Regions from separate parts of the Homo sapiens genome. Here region 1 is linked to region 2. Evidence: read pairs that join two places in POLR2A ChIA-PET (ENCODE). Cell type or tissue: PC-9. All regions are shown on one strand. Links, peaks and the distances in the headings refer to the core of each region. The heading gives the core; the rest is flanking DNA.

Region 1 (8,087 bases), core at 2,744-6,743, 320 kb after region 2:
AAGACCATCTATGCAGAAGTGGGGGTAGTAACAACTATTGGTTATGTAGACAGGGATTGATCAAATAAAAAAATACAAAGGATAATAATAAAAACCATCATTCTTGGAGAAGAGAGTTAGGAAAGGGGAGAGGAAGAAAACTGGAATAAACCCTGGGCTGTTTAATTGGAATTAGAACTATTAAAGCTATGTTTTCCAGTATAGAGAGATAGATATAAAAATAGGTAAATGTAAATATATGTACACATGTATGAATGTATATTCATATGGACACAAACACATACATACATTCCGTAGCTCTGTCCACAAAGAGGGCCTAGGAGCAGTAACACTCCAATACCAACGACAGGGATCGCCATGGTTTGTAAAACTGGTGGCTAGATAAAAAGCATAAGGAGATCTCTGTGCTCTTGCAGGTGTCATATCCTAAGCTTTGCTGAGGAGAACATCTTGATCCCGCTGTCAAAACATCTGAAGCCCATGGTGATCGGAATCTAACTAAAACTGCAAAAAAAAAAAAAAAAACCAAAAACACAAAATACCCCAGGCTCACTTTAACTTCAGATTATACTTACTCAGCTTCCTGTAGGATGGTCCTTTGTTGGGAGCAAATATTACTTTAACCTCTATTTTCCATTTTATGCAATGTCCAGCATAAATTTAAAACTACAAAGCATCTAAAGAAACAAGAAAATATAATCTATTATCAAGAGAGGAAATCATCAATAAAAGCTGGCCCCAAGTAGGTCCAGATTTTGCAATTATAAATGGGCTTTAAAATAACATTAACAAATATGACAAAGGACCTGGTGAAAAGGTAAACATCTTCTATGAACAAATGAGAAATTTTAACAAACAGTAGACACTTAAAGGATGAAAATACTAGGTCGGGCGCGGTGCTCACGCCTGTAATCCTAGCACTTTGGGAGGCCGAGGCGGGCCGATCACGAGGTCAGGAGATCAAGACCATCCTGTCTAACATGGTGAAACTCTGTCTCTACTAAAAATACAAAAAACTAGCCAGGCGTGGTGGCGGGCGCCTGTAGTCCCAGCTACTCAGGAGGCTGAGGCAGGAGAACGGCGTGAACCCGGGAGGCTGAGCTTGCAGTGAGCTGAGATTGCGCCACTGTACTTCAGCCTGGGCGACAGAGCGAGACTCCATCTCAAAAAAAAAAAAAAAGATTGAAAATACTAGAAATAAAAAACATATCAGGCCGGGCATGGTGGCTCACGCCTGTAATCCCAACACTTTGGGAGGCTGAGGCAGGCAGATCACCTGAGGTCAGGAGTTCGAGACCAGCCTGCCCAACAGAGTGAAACCCCATCTCTACTAAAAATACAAAAAATTAGCCGGGCATGGTGGCAGGTGCCCGTAATCCCAGCTACTTGGGAGGCTGAGGTGGGACAATAACTTGAATCCAGGAGGCGGAGGCTGCAGTGAGCTAAGATCATGCCACTGCACTCCAGCCTGGGTGACAAGAGCGAAATTCCATCTCAAAAAAAGAAAAAAAAAATATCAGAGGCCGGGCACGGTGGCTCACGCCTGTAATCCCAGCACTTTGGGAGGCTGAGGCGGGCGGATCACAAGGTCAGGAGATTGAGACCATCCTGGCTAACACGGTGAAACCCCGTCTCTACTAAAAATACAAAAAATTAGCTGGGCGTGGTGGCAGGCGCCTGTAGTCGCAGCTACTCGGGAGGCTGAGGCAGGAGAATGGCCTGAACCCAGGAGGCGGAGCTTGCAGTGAGCCGAGATCGCACCACTGCACTCCAGCCTGGGCTACAGAGCAAGACTCTGTCTCAAAAAAAAAAAAAAAGATCAGAAATGAAGAAGTAATTTGATGTACAGTAGACTGGACACAGCAGTGGAAATGAACAGTAAACTTAAAATCAGATCAATAAGAATATGTCATGCATTGCTTAACAATGCGAATACATTCTGAGAAATGCATCATTAGGCAATTTTGTCATTGTGTGAACATCATAGAGTATATTCACACATACCACACAGCCTACTACACACCTAGGTTGCTTGGAATAGCCTATTGCTCCTAGGCTACAAACCTGCACAGCATGTTACTGTACTGAATACAGCAGGCAATTGTAACCCAATGGTAAATATTTATATATCTAAACAAATCTAAACATAGGAAAGTTACAATAAAAATACACCATAAAAGATAAAATATGGTACACCTATATAGGGCACTTACCATAAATGGAGCTTACAGGATTGGAAGTTGCTCTGGGCGAGTAAGTGGTGAGTGAATGTGGAGGCCTAGGACATTACTGCACACTACTGTGGACTTTATAAACAGTGGACACTTCGGCTACTCTAAATTTATTTTATTTATTTATTTATTTGTTTATTTTTGAGATGGAGTTTTGCTCGTTGCCCAGGCTGGAGTACAGTGGCACAATCTCGGCTCACCGCAACCTCCATCTCCTGGGTTGAAGCGATTCTCCTACCTCAGACTCCCAAGTAGCTGGGATTACAGGCATATGCCACCATGTCCAGCTAATTTTGTAGTTTTAGTAGAGATGGGGCTTCACCATGTTGGTCAGGCTGGTCTTGAACTCCCAACTCCAGGTGGTCCACCCACCTCGGCCTCCCAAAGTGCTGGGATTACAGGCATGACCCACTGCGCCTGGCCACTAAATTTGTTTATTTTTAAAATTTTTCTTTCTTCAATAATAAATTAACCTTAGCTTACTGTAACTAAATTAACTTTATAAACTTTTTCATCTTTTAGCTTTTTGACTCTTTTAATAACACTTAACTTCAAGCACACATTGTACAGCTGTACAAAATATTTCCTTCTGTATATCCTTATTCTTTAGGCTTTTTCCTTTTATTTATTTATTTTTTTTTTTGAGACTGAGTCTCACTCTGTCACTCAGGCTGGAGTGCAATGGCACGATCTCAGCTCATTGCAACCTTTGCCTCCCAGAGTCAAGCGATTCTGCCTCAGCCTCCTGAGTAGCTGGGTCTACAGGTGTGCACCACCATGCCTGGCTAATTTTTTGTGTTTTTAGTAGAGATGGGGTTTCGCCATGTTGGCCAGGCTGGTCTCAAACTCCTGACCTCAGGTGATCCACCTGCCTTATCCTCCTAAAGTGCTGGGATTACAGGCATGAGCCACCATGCCCAGCCGCTTTTTTCTATTTTTAAAATTTGTTATTTATGTTTCTGCTTGAGGTTGTTTTACAGTCAACTTTATACATATATATATAATGTAATGTTATATATATGTGAAGTACATTCTAAAATAATGATAAATGTATACTAAATACATAAACCAGTAACATAGTCTTTTTTTGTCATTATCAAGTATTATATACTATACATTATTGTGTGTGCTATACTTTTATACAACCGGCAGCACAGGTTTGTTTACACCAGCATCACTACAAACACAGGAGAAATGTGTTGCACTACAACTTTATGATGGCTACAACATCACTAGGTGATAGGAATTTTTCAGCTTTATTATAATCTTATGGGGCCAACATCATATATGTGGTCTGTTGTTGGCTAAACTGTCATTATACAGCACGTGACTGTAATCCAACTAAAACACAAATAGAAAAATGTTGGGGGGATAAAACAGAGCATCTATGATCCTTAGGATGATAGCAAATGGTTTAACATATTTGTAATTGAAGTCCCATAAGGAAAAGAAAGAGTGAGACAGAAGAAATCTTTGGAGAGATAATAGACAAGAATTTTCTAAAACTAATAAAAGAAATCAAGTCACAGATTGCATCAGCTCAGTGAACTCCAAGCAGAATAAATACAAAGAAAACCAACCTCAGGTACATCACAGTCAAAGTGTTGAAAATCAAAGATAAAAATAAATTATTAAAAGCAGCCAAAGAAAAATTATGAATGATGGGTAATTTCTCATCAGAAACAGTAGAGGCCAGAAGACAATAGAAAAGCTTCCCCATCCCCTAATATGGTTTGGCTGTGTCCCCACCCAAATCTCATCTTGAATTGTAGCTCCCATAATTCCTACATGTTGTGGGAGGGACCCGGCGGGAGGTAACTGAATCACGGGAGTGAATCTTTCCCATGCTGTTCTTGTGATAACGTCTCACGAGACCTTATTTCTGACTGGACTCAGACTTAGATGTAGAAGCTCACAGAGAGGAAAGTCTGTGTCTCTTCGCAATTTGTTCCTGGCGCTTCTCTTTAGCCTCCTTCATTCCCTTGCCTAAAAGTTTAGCATATTCTGCAGCCTCTTCCTTATTTTTCTTAGTACACGGCTTCTTCAGAGCAATATGCTGCCCTTTGTGCTGCAGGAAATGTGGAGTAACAAGATGCTGAATCTTGGGTGCTTTGGTCCTAGGTTTCTTACCTCCTTTGTTTGAGGGCTTTCTTACAACATACTGGCGGACATCATCTTCTTCAGAGAGATTGGAAAGTTTGCAGATTCTGCTAGCTTTTTTGGGCCCCAGGCGACAAGGCACCATAGTATCAGTCAGTCCAGGAATATCCTTCTTTACTTTTTTTTTTTTTTTAACAATAATCAAGTTGAGAATGCTCAGATTGGCATCCACTATGCAACCACGAACTGATTTTCTCTTTCTTTCTCCAGTTCTCCTTGGTCTGTAACAGGAATGCCCCTTACTCAGTAGCAGGTGGACACGGCCATGGGTCAAGACACCCTGCTTCATGGGAAAACCTTGTTTGTTGTTCCCACCACTGATTCGGACCACATAACCTTTCCATTCTTCACCCAGAGTGTCAGCAGCAACTTCTGTGGCCATAAGCTTCTCATAAAAAGTACGAAGTTTGCATTCATCATCCACTTCAATGAGTTTCTGGCAGCCAGTGACCGGGAAGGAGATGTTCAGCTTCATCTTGAAGCAGCTGAATGCCTCCAAGACCTGATGGCTTTCTAAAGGGAGTTCCCCTCTACTTCTCTCTTGCTTGCCACCATGTAAGACATGCCTTGCTCCTCCTTTGCTTTCCACCATGATTGTAAGGCCTCTCCAGCTATGTGGAACTGTGAGTCCATTAAACCTCTTTTTTTCTTTTTCTTTTTGTTTTTTTAGTAGAGACGCGGTTTCACCATGTTAGCCAGGATGGTCTCGATCTCCTGACCTCGTGATCCACCCGCTTTGGCCTCCCAAAGTGCTGGAATTACAGGGGTGAGCCACTGCGCCCAGCCAAACCTCTTTTTCTTTATAAATTATCCAGTCTCAGGTATGTCTTCTATTAGCAGCATGAGAACAGACCAGTACACCCCACACCCTCCCCCCCAAAATAGAAAAGCTTTCTTAAATAACTGAAACAAAAAAAAGCAAAACCTGTCAGCCTAGATGTCTATTTATATTTCTTTCTTCTTTTTTTTTTTTTTTGAGACAGAGTCTCACTCTGTCTCCCAGGCTGGAGTGCAATGGCATGACCTCGGCTCACTGCAACCTCCAACTCCCGGGTTCAAGCAATTCTCCTGCCTCAGCCTCGCGAGTAGCTGGGACTACAGGCGTGTGCCACCACGCCCGGCTAATTTTTTGTATTTTTAGTAGATAAGGGGTTTCACCGTGGTATCCAGGATGGTCTCTATCTCCTGATCTTATGATCTGCCCACCTCAGCCTCCCAAAGTGCTGGGATTACAGGTGTGACCCACCGCGCCCGGCCACGTCTATTTATATTTCAACCTAAAGGTAAATAAGGATATTTTCAGAAAAAAGGAGAAATTCATTTCCAGAAAACCTGCTCTACCAGAAATGATTAACAGAAATAATGTCAATGGAAGCATAGATCTGTAGGAAACAATAAGAGACCCAGAGAGCATAAATATGAATCTAAATAGAAAAGAGAGCTATACTTTTTTTTTTCTGTTTAGTTACATGATCTCACTCTGTTGCCCAGGCTGGAGTGCAGTGGCATGATCATAGCTCACTGCAGGCTTGACTCCTGGGCTCAAGCAAATCTCCTGCCTCAGCCTCCCAAGTAGCTAAGACCACAGGCACATGCCACCATCCTTGGTTAATTTTTTTATTTTTCTATTTTTTAGAGAGAGGGTCTTGCTATGTTTCCCAGGCTGGTCTCAAACTCCTGACCTCAAGCAATCCTCCCACCTCAACCTCCTAAGTAGCTGGGATTACAGGCATGATCACTGCTCCTGGCTTATCTACACATTTTAAAAAGACAATTGGCTGCCAATATAATAACAATATATTTCAAAATATATAACATTTAGAAGTAAAATATAGGACAACAAGAGCTCAAAGAATTGGAAATGGGTAAAAAGAATTGGAAGTGGGTAAATAGAATTAGTGTTAGAATCACAAAAGGAGAATAATTTGAAGGTAGACTGTTAAAGATATTTGTAATCTCAAGAAAAACTACTCAAAATAAAAGATGATTAGCTAAAAAGTCAATGGTATATTTAAAAATACTCAATTTATTGAAAAGTGGGCAGGAAAAGAGAAACAGAGTGTATTCGTCCATTCTTGCATTACTATAAAGAAATACCTGAGACTGGGTCATTTATAAAGAAAAGAGGTTTAACTGGCTCACAGTTCTGCAGGCTGTACAGGAAGCATGGCGGCATCTGATTCTGGGGAGGCCTCAGGACCCTTTTACTCATGGAGGAAGGCAAAGCCGGAGCAGGCATCTTACATGGCAGAAGCAGGACCAAGGATAGAGGGGTAGGACAGAGCGGCAGGTGCCACACACTTTTTTTTTTCTTTTTTCTTTTTTCTTTTTTGAGACAGAGTCTTGCTCTGTCGCCTAGGCTGGAGTGCAGTGGCGCAATCTCGGCTCACTGCAACCTCCGCCTCCCGGGCTCAAGCAATTCTCCTGCCTCAGCCTTCCAAGTAGCTGGGATTACAGGCACCTGCCACCACGCCCAGCTAATTTTTGTATTTTTAGTAGAGACGGGGTTTTACCATGTTGGCCAGGCTGGTCTTGAACTCCTGACCTCAGGAGATCTACCCACCTCGGCCTCCCAAAGTGCTGGGATTACAGGGGTGAGCCACCGTGCCCGGCCGGTGCCACATACTTTTAAATGACCAGATCTCATGAGAACTAACTCATTATCATGAGGACAGCACCAAAGGGGAAACCCACTCCCACGATCCAGTCACCTCCTAGCAGGCCCCACCTCCAACACTGGAGATTACAATTTGACATGAGATTTGGGCAGGGACACAGACCCAAGCTATATCACAGAGAAACAAACAACAGATGGAACAAGTAGAAAAAAATGTTATGGGTTTTTTATTTGTTAAAAGTAAACCTAAAAATACCAAAAAATCATGTTAAATACAAATGAGACAAGCCTGGGCAATAAAGTGGGATCCCATCTCTACAAAAAAAGTTTGAAGATTCACCAGGCATGATGGTGCATACTTATAGGCCCAGCTACTCAGGAGGCTGAGGTGGAAGAATTGCTTGAGCCCAGGAGGTCGAGGTTTCAGTGAGGCATGATGGTGCCACTACACTCCAGCCTGGGTGACAGAGTGAGACCCTGTCTCAAAAAAAAAAAAAAAAAATGCTAATAGACTAGCCCCTCCAATTAGAAAACAGAGAACAAAAATCTCAGGTTACTTTGTTTACAAGAAACATCTTAGAAATATAAAGACACAACCAAGTTGAAAGTAAAATAGTAAAAAAGTATATATTGTACAAACACTAAACTTAAGAAAACAATATTTGGGTTGGGCACAGTGGCTTACGCCTGTAATCTAAGCATTTTGGGAGGCCAAGGCGCACAGGTCACTTGAGGCTAGGAGTCTGAGACCAGCCTGGCCAACATGGTGAAACTCTGTCTCTATTAAAAATACAAAAATTAGCCAGGTGTGGTGGTACACATTATAATCTCAGCTACTTGGGAGGCTGAGGCAGGAGGATCACTTGAACCTGAGAGGCAGTGCTAGTAGCAAGACAAGATTGCACCACTGCACTCCAGCCTGGATGACAGAGCAAGACTCCCTCCCAAAAAAAAAAAAAAAAAAAAAAGCAATGTTTGGCTTGTTTATAGCTATATTAATATCAGATAAAGCATCTTTCTTTCTTTCTTTTTTTGAGACAAAGTCTTGCTCTGTCACCCAGGCTGAAGTGCAGTGGTGC
Region 2 (8,087 bases), core at 1,648-5,647:
TGATCATTAATAATTGAGAAACTTAACTGACCTCAAATTTTCAAATAATTAAAGAGCCACTGGACTTGCTCCACCCCACACCTGTTTTCAGCACTAACTACATGTACCCATTGCAGCAAATATGCATATTGAGGGCTGGGAAAGAAGGCCAGGCTCGTGCGCTGAACCCATCACCTGGCTCCAAGCCAGACTGAAGGAGGCTGAGATCATCAGCTTCTGCTGATGACTTATTCTTCAACTAGTGACCTCTCTTGATTTTTATTCTCATCTCTGCAAATTAGAGGGAAGGTGATTTGACCAAGAAATCCTATGATAAAAGATTCTGCAGAGATGTCATTCTATTTTGGTAAATACGATAGTCTCCGTAGAGTTCATCAGTAAGGCAACTAATATATAATGATAAAGATTCCAAAATGTTGGCTCATATTTCCTGAGTAAGCATTACATACAACCTAAGGAGCGAGAGGTTTTGATCTCCCTTTCCTAATAGTACCCCCATCATAGGCAAAAAATAAATGAATAAATAAATAAATAAAAATTAAAAAATCCAAGAGAAAGATCCTGGGAAGGGTGTTGTCTTATCTTCTTTATTTGTACTAAACAAAGGTTGGAAGACACTTTTCTAAAAATCTGTTTTGAGGGCTCAGAATTTAAACTCTTCCTCTGCAGTCTTTGCAAATCCAATAGCCTTTTTCATGCCAAATGAAAAGTTTCCTGTGCATCCTCCAGAAACGCCATTTCTTGTGACAACTCTTCAGAGCTATATGCGTGACTTCCAGCATTGGGGTCCATCAGAGGACCCACTGGATCCCTTAGGACTGTCTGCAGAGTTTCAGGAACACAGCAAAGATATCCATGGTCACTGTTGGAAGAAATGGCAGCACAGCTGGTGATCATGCTATTGTCTGAACTGCCTCAAATGCTTTATAGACGGATGTGAAATGAGGGTGCAAACATGCACTCAGCCACGCATCTACTCTACGCCTACACAGGCTTGTCCTCTGGTGGTCAAGAGAGGCTGTTCTTCCAAGGTGTCAGGAAGAGGGGGTATGCACAAGAAAACAAACTTGAGGGTAAACGGTCCATGTTTGCCGTTCACTCTCTTGTTACAAGTTCCAGAAGGAAGATCAACACTCAATTGTCTGATAAAATGAGGAACAAATCTAGAACCCTCTTGTATCTCACTCTGATTCCTCCAGCTCTTCATTCTGTCACTCAGAGTCTTCCGGTTCAAGATCCTGCATCTCCAAGAGCGGGGTCATGAACCAGGAAGGAATCTCCTCAGTCAGGTTCAGATACAGCGTTAAATCAATCCACCAAATTCAAAGGGTGGTGGCAGGTTCACATACCTACAGCAAAAGTCATTCTGAGGGAAACGTGTCATTTGGAACCTGAAATCTTCCCTTCAGCATGGAGGGGGTGATTTCCCACCTTTCCAACTATAACACTCTCTTCTGCTTCCTTTCACTTCATTATACCACCTGTGAGACAGACAGGAATTATTATCTTTATTAATAAAGTGAATTAAAATAGATTGCTTTGGACATTTGAGAAATTCTTGAAGTCACAGGGCTCTACTGGGGTAACATGAACCAGAGCTGGAAGTCCATGAAGCACAAACTTTGGAGTCAGACAGACGAGGTTTAATCTGATTTCTAGCTGCAGGGCCTTGGGCAAGGCATTCAGACTCTCTGAGCCTCAGTTTTCTCATCTAAAAAATGGGGACAACACTATATTGGGTTGTTAGTAACAACAAATGTGATACGTGTAAGTTACTTGGCACATAGGCATTCGAGAAATGGTAGATTTAAACTAATATTAGAGGTATAGGTGTCATAGCACACACAAAAAAAACCTTATCCATAAAAAGTTTATTCCTGAGGCATTTTCTTTAGTTTAGATCACCAAAGGATTAGAATTAACACGTGCAGGAGGGTAGAGCTAAGCATAACAGACAGGTGAAAAGAAAGGTAGAGAACAAGTCAACTGAAAGCAACATTCCAAGCGAAATTACACCCTTGGCAGCCAAAGACAAGGGTTGGGTTTTCAGCGTTAGTCACTGCTGAGGATTAATGAGCTGGAGAACACATGGCTGAGATGCCCTCTTAGGCAAGAATTAATCCAGTAGGGTCCTGAGTTGCAGAAGGAGAAATGCCATTTCCCTTCAGTCTGGATAGCCCTGCTCACTCTAGGGAAGCACATGAAGTAAAACGCCATTTCTCCTGACTCTGGGCTGCAAGCTGTGGGGAAAGCCTAGAAACAGAAGGTGGATAATTTTTATGATCCCAATGCTTGGTCAAAATGCAGTAGTGCAGCATTTAGGGTCAAGGTGGGCTAACTGTAACACCAGGCTTTCTGGAATCTTTTTAAAATAATGATGAATGCAACTGACAAGAACAAAATAATACACCATTGCCACAATACAGGCCAAACATAGAAATCTGTCCAATTCAGAGGCAAGAAACACACCACAGTTTTAGTTGGAAGCCAGAATAAAGTGTACACATTTTCTAAACCACATACTGAACTAAACCTAACTTATTTTCCTAAGCCTTAAATCAATTTGAACTGGGTTTAAGTATAAAAATATGTAAAGATGTTTTTGATGCAGGGTGTGTAATTTTATACATATATAAACTGAATTGGGTACTAACTGGAATATCAAAATATGCCTAGAATCAAAACAAACAGCAGCTTGAGAATTCAGTTCTAAATTGATTAAAAACAAAAGGAAATGGGCTGGGTGCGGTGGCTCATGCCTGTAATTCCAGCACTTTGGGAGGCTGAGGCGGGCAGATCACTTGAGGTCAGGAGTTGGAGTTCAAGACCAGCCTGGCCAATGTGGTGAAATCCTGTCTGTACTAAAAATATAAAAAATTAGTCTGCCATGGTGGTGCACGCCTGTAGTCCCAGCTACTCGGGAGGCTGAGGCAGGATAATTGCTTGAACCCAGGAGGCAGAGGTTGCAGTAAATCAACATCACGCCACTGCACTCCAGCCTGGGCAACAGACTGAGACCCCGTCTCAGAAAAAAATAAAATTAAAATTAAAAAATAAAAACAAAAGGAAATAAACTCACAGTTAGTCATTGATTGATGATGATGATGATGATGATACTATACTTCCTGATACTTGATTCTCAGTATAATGACATATGTCCTCCCAGGGTGGACTGGTACTGGGTTTACCCCTGCAATGCTCTCAATACCTTCCAACTGGAAAATCTACCTTCTGACTGGTGTGGCCTTTGAGAAATGTGTTGGGCCCAAGATCACAGGGAGGATTAGGCCCCACATACAAAAACAGAAGACAGCTAATTAACTTTTTCAACTTAGTAATCATCAATTTTATTATTAGCATATTAACCAGGGATTATGCCAGTTTAGGTTTGTGTGTGTGTGTGTGTGTGTGTGTAATCAGTATGTAGACATTATTACATGTGCAAATGTAATAATGTTTTAATAATGTAAATAATTAGCAACTTAAATTAACCTGTTTTGTCAGAATGTATTGTTTAGAGGCTGGGAACTCTTAGGGGAAAATAAAAATATGGATCCTCACCAGCTGAACCAGTACAGAGTGAGTTAACTGTGTTGCTTAAAAATAGAGAAGGTATGGGGAATAAAGATCACTTTCACACTTCCAGAGTGACATGGAAATTGGGACTCAGGGACAGTCTCTAAATGGAAAAGGAGGAAGGTTTGGGAAAGTGGGGAGGTGGGTGGACCTGCACCTGGAGCAGTCCTTTGGCAGATCTTCCTGGAGAAGGTGAAGATGCTGGCAGAGGGAAATAAAGGGTTTAATTCCCTGCAGCCAGGAGTTTGACAATGGCTCAGATTTTCAGAGATGTGACAAACCAAGAGGACTTGGCCACAAGGCCTCAGTTTTCTGTGGTTTCAAATTTACTCATCTGAGAAACATGGGACCTTCTAGCCATTGTAAAGAAACAAACCCAGCGATCCCCGAGAGAATGAGTTGCTGATTCAGAAGCTGAAGAAAGAAAGGACTGTGTGACTCCTGGCTCCTTCCCCTTCCGCATTCTGGGCTCTGTTCTCAGCTCCGCTGAGTAAGTCTCGCCGCCTGTCCTGCTTGATCTGCCTGTAGTCTCAACAGTTCTCAGTGAGGCTCCTCTAAGGGGCTGAATCAGATTTATGCAGGTCTGAGAAGAGTGAGTTCCTGCAGACACAATACCTTCTGAGTTTCTGCTCAGCAGCACAGTTTGAGGTGTGGCCTCTACACATACTGCATACGTAAAATATCAGCCCACCTGGGAATGATTTCTTAGAGTTAGTCTGGCCCCACCTTGAAGAGTTTAACTTGGATTCCATTTGTCTTCCCCCTGTCCTACTTTCCCCTGTGGCTGAGAGAGGATTTTCCATTTCATGTTGCAGACATGTGAGGCATCTCAGTCCCGCTCCATTCGTCCACACATCTGGAAGAGCAATGCTCACATCTGGAGCCCATTCTCAGCTGGAAGATGTCTTTCGACATTCTTTTCTTTGAAACCCAATCCATGTAACCTCTTGTTCAAAAGGGCCTCTGAACTACTGGAATCATTTGCAGAGGCTCAGGAAAAAGTCCTTAATTTCATCCCTACATGGTGGAATTTATGACTCAAACCAAACCCAACATTCTGTTTCTGATTGCTTTTTTTCAATAATGACTCTTTGGAGCTACGTGTTTAAAAGGACAGAATTTCTAGCCTAGGACACATACCAAAGGAAGGTGAAAGCAAGCTGTTCAGTAATCACCAGGGCGAGTCCATTGAAGCTCTGTAAGTTTCAACAACCTAGGTCATTTCTTCATCAATAAAATTGGGATTCGTTGTTTAAAAATAGACACAGGAGTGTGTGAGGATAAGGGAGGTAACATATCTGGACATGCCTTGTCTCATACCTGTGTAGGGTAAGGATAGATGGAGAAAGGGGAAGGGGTTTGTGTCAGGCTGAGACAGTCTCTGCATTTGCTCACTCATCTCTCCGTAAACCCATGAAAGACCCCAACATAGGACTCCATGACGCCCCACTGAGCAGGAGAAAGGAAGAAGTCTCAAGAACACAAGACCGAATCGACAGTATTTGATCAGCATGCATGCAAATTACCCAGTCATTCTGAAAAACTACAGCTTCTGTTTCGGTGGTCTGGGATGGGACTGAGGTCTGCATTCCTAACAAGCTCCCAGAGGCTGTCCATGCTGCGAGTCCCCAGATCATGTTTGGTACTAGAGAAATGGGCCCCAACTCAAAAAATTCAACCTCTGCTAACAAGTGAATTTGTCATTTTGCCGGGTCGACTCTAATTCTCAAGCCCAGCCACTGGACAGAGAGGTGTGGAAGGAAATGAAATTCACATTTCTGAAACGCAGAAAGGCCAATTCATCTCCACCTTTACCCTCTTCTGCCGGAAGGCAGGAGTCACGCCAGCCTCTTGGGTGTGAAGGGAAAACTAACTGCCTTACTTTACCCCATTCCCTACCTTCAAGTATTTCCCTGATTGTGTCAGGTTTATACCTAGTGGAGGGAATGACACAACTATGGATGGCTGCCTTTGACCTTCAGCAATTGCCCAACTCCCAGCCAAGCTGCTGGGAGAGGAAGACAGGCAGCCAGTATTTCCATGGGGGCACTGCCTGCCAGCTCCTCCTGCCCCTCAGCTGTGTTGCCTGGCAACCAGAGGGTGGGAGAAAGGGAGGAATGCAAGTAGGTGAGGAGGTAAGGGAGAAATTATGATGACAGGAGACAACAGCCAAGGAATCCTAGTCACACAGACACACGCCCAGCAGTGTGGAATGTTAGTGAGCCTCAGAGGGAGGGCGCCAGTGGGTGTGAACCTCGAAAGCAAGAGGCCAGAAGTGCAAAAACATTCATTTTTTCCATTTTATTATTTTTTAAATACCAATAATAAAAAAGGAGAAAAAAAATCCTACTTCTTAGATGAGCTGGCAGGCAGGAGGAAAAAACTGGAAACCTACTTATAAAAACCAAGGGAATCATTAAAGGGTGTGGAGGGGGCTAGGGAGAGATTGGTAAAAATCCTGTGCTAAAAACTAAGACATGTCTTGAAATGTGGCCAAAAAATTGTTTGTAGTAAGATTCTAAAAATCTGAAGTGAGATTTGGACCAGACAGGAGGTTCTAGTGGCCCCTGAATGAGGAGGGGTGGGCAGTTCCCTGTGGCCCACCCACCACCACCCTACCGCCCCATCAGTGTCTTCCTGGGCAGAGGACACCCCAGTCCACAGGAGGGCGAGGAAAGTGGTAGAAGAGTTTTGATTCAAGTTGCAATTATGGAACTTCAGTTTTCTACAGAGGTTGAAAGCCTTAATTCGGACCCTAAAGAGTCCCTTAAGCTTGTAACCATCTCTGATCTGGCCTTCCCGCTTCCTGCCATTCCCACACTCCAAATCCTACCACATTTTGCCATAAGGATGATTCCTCTGAAACACAGATGGAATCATGTTGCTCAAAACTTTTTTTCATAGTTCCCCATGGTCAACAGAGGAAATTCCAAACTTCTTAGCATGGCATTCAATGCTTTCCACAGCCTTGCCTTAGCCCACTTTTCCAGAGTCACCTCCAGCCGCTCCCCCTCTTCCCCCCACCCACCCACTGCCAAAACAACCTCCCTAGAGTCCAGCCACTAGATCACACCACTCCCTATCAGGCCATGAACTTCCAACTCATCTCACCCTTTGAACATTACTATCATTCCCCTTTTGGCTTATCTTCCAAACAAGCCCTATTTACCCTTTTAAAAGATACACAAATGTACAGTTTTGCAAAGTAATTCATGCACATAATTTAATTTTTTTAAGGTGCAGGGGATTTAAAATGCAAAGCAACAGTCTCTTCCCTTCCTCTTCCCTCTCCGCTTCCCCCTGCCCACTCCCTCTACCTAATCACCTTGCATTCTCTTTGAGTTTTCTCTCCTGGTGATTACTTTTATTTCTCTAAAAACTGTTTCTTGATTTCTATAAAGCTATTTCTTAATTTAGCAATTTTACATAGCGTTTTTTTGCATTCTGACTATAATAAATGAGGGTTTAGCATACATGGAACATATCACTATTTTCATTTTCCTAATGGAAACCGTTAATAACATTAAGGCAGGTTACCAGGAGAAGCACTGTATAGTAAGAGGTAAGAGCTCAGCCTCCAAAGCCTGACAGGCTGAGTCGGATCGCTAACTTACTGCTTACCATTGAGTGATCTTGGCCAACTGATTTAACGTCTCTGTGCTTACATGTCATCAAAAAACATTTGAAGACACAAATTAGTGTTTCCTGAAAGGCTGTAAAATCTATACTGGTGTCACTGGTCTCTCCAGACCTGCAGCAAAACTGTCATTGTGTGTTACTCTTCACTATGATTCCAGGTTGAATACACTGCTTCTGGAATTTTATGTCTTCCTCTGGCTTGTTCTACTTTCTCATTTTGCAGGAGTGTGTTTTCAAATGACTTCCAAAAAAAAGGTGTGTAAAGTTAAGCCTTCTGACTTCTTATCTGTCTCAAAATGTCTTTTCCTCTGCCTTCAAGTTTCATAGATATTCTTGAGGAGTATATAATTCTAGTTGATACACAAGCATATTCATCTAATAAGAAGAAGAAAAAAATAAAGATTCTAGTTGAAAACCATTTTCCTTCATAATTTAAAGCAGTTAAAAACTGTTTTCTAGCAAACTGTGCTGCTGTTAGAAAACTTTGGAGCTCATTTATTTGTAGGTTGGCATTATTTTTTCTCCATTTCTCTCTCTCAGAAAACATTTAAGAACTCTCTTTTCAGTATTAGTGTCCTGAATTTTATGCTGTTTCATTTGCCAACTCTTCTTTATTGTAGTGAGCACAAGGTGAATATGTCTTCCTTAAATTTTGTGTCCTTCAACTCTGGGGAATTCTCTTGTGATGTTTTTCTGTAATTCCTTCCCTCATCTGTTTGTCTTCATCTCTTTTTGGAGCTTCTATCAGTTAGATGTTGGTTCCCTGGATTAGTCTATGTGTTACCTTTTTTGTCCTTTTCTTTTTTATTTTTTTTTTAATCTCTGTCTTTTTATTTTACTTTTCCTCTATTTTATCCTCCAACTTTTTAATT

The links. ChIA-PET counts read pairs that join two places held together with the same protein. Peaks named below come from ENCODE experiments on the same cell type or tissue, not always from the same donor. Only the 100,000 strongest peaks of a DNase experiment are listed, where the experiment ranks them.
Region 1: POLR2A ChIA-PET joins it to region 2 with 8 read pairs; 2 of 35 experiments call an interaction of 5 or more read pairs at or near these places.

What each region holds. Positions count from the first base shown.
Region 1 is chr12:12,847,761-12,855,847 of GRCh38, reverse strand. It overlaps the pseudogene RPS6P1. Among named protein-coding and RNA genes, the nearest start is that of DDX47, 38 kb to the right of the region's middle. In PC-9, for the core only: no CTCF peak of the experiment used is centred there; no DNase peak of the experiment used is centred there.
Region 2 is chr12:13,169,685-13,177,771 of GRCh38, reverse strand. No RefSeq gene overlaps it. Among named protein-coding and RNA genes, the nearest start is that of EMP1, 23 kb to the left of the region's middle. RefSeq lists enhancers at 4,010-4,059, 5,265-5,314. In PC-9, for the core only: CTCF peaks have their summits at 3,290 and 3,676; DNase peaks (open chromatin) are centred at 2,041 and 4,071; H3K4me3 peaks cover 743 bases; H3K27ac peaks cover 4,000 bases.